Regions from separate parts of the Homo sapiens genome. Here region 2 is linked to region 1. The links are chromatin loops, found by intact Hi-C in ENCODE. Cell type or tissue: heart left ventricle. All regions are shown on one strand.

Region 1 (2,500 bases):
ACTGCATGTGCTTATTTTTATCCACGTCATTTGGGACGTTATGTCGCCAAAGGAACCAAAAATGTGCTGCTCTATTGCCAAATTATCACCTATCCTTTTATCAGACAGGGCGATGATCCTCAACAAGTTGTGCGACCTTAGTGTAACAGCAATGTCAGGTCAACTTGAGAAAGTGAAGAGAGAGCCCTAGACACAAATAAAAAGAAACAACCAACAATCCTTATAATTATCATCATCTGCTGCTTTTCCCTCTTTTGGCAAAGAAACACTCCATCCATTTGCAGAAATCGCCCGCGGAAACGTTACATCAAAACTAATCACAACGATTAAAATCAGCTTTTCTGTGCAAGAGGAGGGTAAAAAGCAAGTTAGAGGCTGGAATGAGACTGTTTTTCCACCAAAAAAAAATCTGGAAAAAAATTTCCTATGTGTATATTTCTCTATACGTATATGTAGAGCTTTATTTTTGAAGGAGATCAATTGTTTGCCCTGTGATCGGTTAATTTGATTTAAGTTTTATTTTGGAGATTGATTTAGACTAGAGGTAGAGGCATGAGCTAATTGTATCCTGATCCTTGCCTTGAGGGGTTTCAAAGCCCTGGAGCAACTCTTCTCTGTATTTTGTTCTGTCTACCTTAGCCAAGCTATTGCATTTCTCTCTGGTGTGGCGAGCCGAGCAGATCGCTGGGAGAGAAATCGGAAAAGGGGGGAGAGGAAAAGGAAAAGGGGACTTGGAGAGAGACTTTGTGCTTCAATGTTTCAGGTAAGATCTGACGGTTTGGGTTTGTTATTATTTGCTAAGGAGGGTATGGCTGGGACTTTGGGCGCAACTCGCTTTTACGCATGTGCCAGGCATGGGGCGAGAGCGCGGCACACTCGCACACACGCCGCCCGCCGCGGCGGGCGACTAGGAATCCGCTTGGACCCGCGGCGGGGCAGGGGCCGCCGCCTCCTCCGGGGCTGCCGCTCCCGGTTCTCGGCTTTCTTCCTCCAGTGGGAGCTGGCGAGAGCAGGGCGGAGCAGAGCGGGCAGGAGGAGCGGGTGCGGCCAGCAGGGGCCGCGGCCGGGGGCCGGGTTTCCGGATCTCTGGGCCGGGTTCCGGATCTCGGAGAGGAGCCGCCGTGGCTCTGGGAGCCCGTGCCAGAGCCGCCCGCCCGCCGCTCCGCGCGCCAGCCTCCCCGCGGCCGCTCCGCCGCGGCTCTCCCCCGCCCTCCCCGAGCCCCTCCCTCCTCCCCCGAGCCCCGCGCGTCCCTTTCTTCCCCGGCGCAAAGCTCCGCGCCCGCAAACCGGCCCCGCCGAGAGCGCCCAGCGCCGCGGGGGCGCCCAGAGCCAAGCGCACATCTCTGCGGGGCGCGCAGGGGGCGGCGGCGCCCGGGGCTGCGCTCCTGCCGGGGGTAGGGGCCCCGCCGCCCCCTTCTCGCAGGCAGCCTCGGCGGCGCCCCCGGACGCCCCGTGAAAGACGCCATTGTGGCGGCCGAGCGGACTGGGGCCCGGGGCGGTTTTTCCTTCCCCCTTTTGCCCGGGCCGGACCACGCCGCTCCCCTTTGTGGGCCGCGGCCGGTGCCCGGCGCTCTTCGTCGCCGGCCGGGCTGGTCCAGATTCGCCGCCTCCGCCCACCCAGGCGCCTTTAAAGCCCCCTCCCACTCCCTCCCATCTCCAGCCCTCCTCCCCCTTTTGGATGCAAACGTTTCATTTATTTTTAAAAAGCTCTTATTCCTCTTCCTCCCCACCTCCTCCCCGGATAAAGGGCACAGCACATGCTCCGGATTAGAAGTCTCCTTGGGAGGCGGGGAGGGGGTGGGGGCGGCGCTGGGACGGGGGAAGGATGCGAGCGCTGCAGGTAATGGCTGTGGCTTTGCTGCGCTCGCCTCTTCCCGGCGCTGCGGTCAGCGCCAAGTCAGGAGCCCGCATCCTTCCCTCCCCTCCTGGCGGCCTAGGTTCCCTTAAAGGGACAGTTTCCCGGCCGCCTCTGGCCTCCGCCGTCTGAACCAGCGCTCGGGGCGCAGAGGTGGGCGGGAGGGATTCAGTTTGGCTCCTTTCTGACCTCTTTCCTCCTCCGCCCCCCCAACTGCCGCCGCCCCCCTACCCACTCCCGCCACCCTTCTTTATTGAATGTGAAGTGTGCTTCCTCTCCCGCCCCCAAGAGGGACCTGGCTGGAAAACAGTCCGCGCCTCCTGGAAAAAGAACGGGGTGGGGGGCGCGTAATGGTGAATTCGCGTTAAAAGTGAGGTCGAGCCCCAAAACATCCAGGAAGAGGAAAGCAGACCTGGGTGCAGGAATCCCTTACCTGCACGCGCGCTCCGCACAGCCGCCCCGCCACCGCAACTTGCGAACTGTCGCGGGTAGACAGTCTGCCTTTGTGCTTTCGAACACTTGCACTGTCGTGGAAATGATTTTCTGGTATCAAAACGTTTTCAGTGACTGTGCTTCGGGGTTCGGCTGGGCGGAAGCCAACTAAGTTAGCAAAGTCGCAAATGGGGCCGTTGGCTTTGTACGTGG
Region 2 (2,500 bases), 200 kb after region 1:
TCTGGCCAGCCAGTGCTTAGAGGCAAGGCAGCATGATGAGCAGTCACCAGAGAGAAGCATGAGTGCTCAGCTGTTCTCTGTCATCTGCTCCCCGTGACATAGCAGTGGCTCTACTCTGGAGACTAGATAGAACAGCATAGTAAAGGAAAAAATGGAGCCAGGATGATCAAGAGAGAGTAAAAGAACACCTGGTGGCTTAAAGCAGTTCAGCGCTAGGCCCATGAGACTCTAGCCCAGGGGCAAGATGACCTTCATAGGAGCGCTTCTGACTCTCACTTTAATAAACCCTAGCAGGATCCCAGAGTGGTCACTGAGCAGGGCCAAAAATCTGAAAAGGGCCAGTGTTTCTCGACTTTTCCAAGAGTGGGTAACAATGAATTGGAGCAACATTATGTTGTGAGCCTCACTGCCCATCCAGGGCCAGACCTCAGAGTGGATTATTAAACAAGTGGCTTGTGAACCTAGAAGGAAGAAAAGATGGTGAGAACTCAGGGTCAGCATGGGGAGGACTTCTAACCCCAAGTCCTTCCTGTTAGCTTCATTCACTTTGGACACATTGGGAGATCAGGGCTTTGTCCGCCACCATGCCCGGCTAATTTTTTGTATTTTTAGTAGAGACGGGGTTTCGTCATGTTGGCCAGGCTGGTCTCAAGACTCCTGACCTCAGATAATCCACCTGCCTCGGCCTCCCAAAGTGCTGGGATTACAGGCGTGAACCACCACGCCCAGCCGATAAGATATTTTCACTGGAGTCTAGATCCTTCCTTGTGCTAAGTTTTGTAATTAAATCTCACAAGAAAATAAAAAGCAATAGCATAAGTTCTCGCTTCTCTTGCTTGTGTAACTCTCATTGCTGTTTAAAATCTCCTTGGTAAATAAGTGTTTAGGTCAGTATCTTACAGTTGGCGTGATGCCAAGATGACAAAGCCCCAGAGTGGGGATCCCAGGTAGAACCAGGAGGAACCTGCAGAGGCTTCCCCACTCCTACCCCTCAGGCTGGGCTAAGGGCCCCGGTTCTGCCCTGTCTTAAGAGTGGCCACACCTCAGCCTAGTTTTCAGCTCCTTAAAGCAAAACAGTATCTCCTCTGGGTCAGGAGGCTAAGCAGGTAGAACATGTGCAAGGAAGATTTTCAGAGCAGTGGGCTCCTTTCCTGCAGGGAACCAAGACTCCTGTGGTAAGGGGGTTGCCAGGAAAAGGACAGAATAAAGCAGCAGCCCATTCCACTGAGATGAGTGTCGTCATCAGCATCTTCTACCTGATCTGAGTTTCTTTATATGGAAAGTGGATTACCCAGCTAAAGACCCCCAAGTACTGTCATCTCTCCATGCTGTTTTCTCTGGAAGCGTTGAATAATGCCGCTACAGCTGCTGCTGCTATTGCTTGATTTGCAAGAGAAAGAGCAAAGTGCAAAATAAAAATATTTATCCCATGGTCATCTTGTGCTTCTCATACTCTAGCCCATCTGGACATCAGGGGCCTCTTTGAGGCACTCGGACCACATGTTTGCAACATTGGCTGTCATGCAGGCACTGGGCATCCCCTGCCAGCTCTTGCCCATGGACGGAAGGCACAAATGCCTGTGTCAGCTGATTAAAATGTTCTCAGTCAACATGTCTAGACAAGTATCCACTTATCTTACACCCAGAAATGATTGTGGCCATAGCTACGTTTAGCCATAACATTGACCTGCTTGTTAACATTGTTCCTGAGTTGCTGCCTCCCCCTCATTCTCTTTTGTCTTCCCATTCAGTGGCTTATGTGTGTGTTTTAATACCTGTTTTGTTAGGTTTCTGTTTCAATTCAACAGATTATTTTAAGGCTGGAGGAAAGGAAACCATGCCAAAAGACCAGGTGTTCTTGCTTTCAGAAATGCAGAAATGGACAGGTTTTCTTTATTGCACATCTTGCAGGAGTCGAGGCCTAAAGTTGTTTATGTCTCTGACTCTATGATGGCAGCTCCATCAGGTGGCACAGGGCAGTACACTAGCCTTCCAGCTGTCCACCAGCCTCCCCCAAACCATCACAAATCAACACCTAGGTTCAAGTAAAAGCCACATGCCTGCCCTCCAGGTGCCCATCCCTGCCTGTCTCTAGCCTCATATCTCTGTCCCACACCCTCCTGTGGCCACCAAAGGTGACCGGGAGCTTCTGATGAAGGGTGCCCATTGGCAAGCTTATGCCTCCCCTTGGTCAATATATGCGTTCCATCCAAGAGGATAGAAATTGGGTTCTCACCGACACAATCAAACTTGAAATACCCAAAGACATTTTTTCTACTAAAAGAAACAAGTCTTGGGTGAATCCTTTCACATCTCAGTTTTCTCATCTGCAAAATGGGAATAATAGTGGTTCCTAATTCACTGGGCATTGACGAGGGTTACAGGATTTAAATCATGTAAAGCACTTAGAAGAGGCCTGACCAGCCCTAATCTACTCAGCTCCTTTTATCTTCACTGAATGAATGAATGAATGAATGAATGCAAATTGAGCCTCTACAAA

What was found. Peaks named below come from ENCODE experiments on the same cell type or tissue, not always from the same donor. Only the 100,000 strongest peaks of a DNase experiment are listed, where the experiment ranks them.
Region 2: a loop joins it to region 1, with 4 times the contacts of the local background. A loop is called at or near these places in 9 of 110 quality-filtered maps.

What each region holds. Positions count from the first base shown.
Region 1 is chr18:26,655,623-26,658,122 of GRCh38, reverse strand. It overlaps LOC102725227 (a long non-coding RNA gene), which reads right to left and starts at 2,392. Exons shown (of 3, transcript XR_935311.4): 1 at 2,289-2,392. It also overlaps a transcript of KCTD1 not described here. RefSeq lists silencers at 757-946, 957-1,196. In heart left ventricle, CTCF peaks have their summits at 1,031 (motif pointing right), 1,918 and 2,124; DNase peaks (open chromatin) are centred at 1,062, 1,522 and 1,902; H3K4me3 peaks cover 2,500 bases; H3K27ac peaks cover 1,626 bases.
Region 2 is chr18:26,460,065-26,462,564 of GRCh38, reverse strand. All of the region lies in intron 3 of KCTD1 (potassium channel tetramerization domain containing 1), which reads left to right. Among named protein-coding and RNA genes, the nearest start is that of LINC01543, 38 kb to the right of the region's middle. RefSeq lists enhancers at 1,487-1,636, 1,727-2,026. In heart left ventricle, no CTCF peak of the experiment used is centred here; a DNase peak (open chromatin) is centred at 1,524.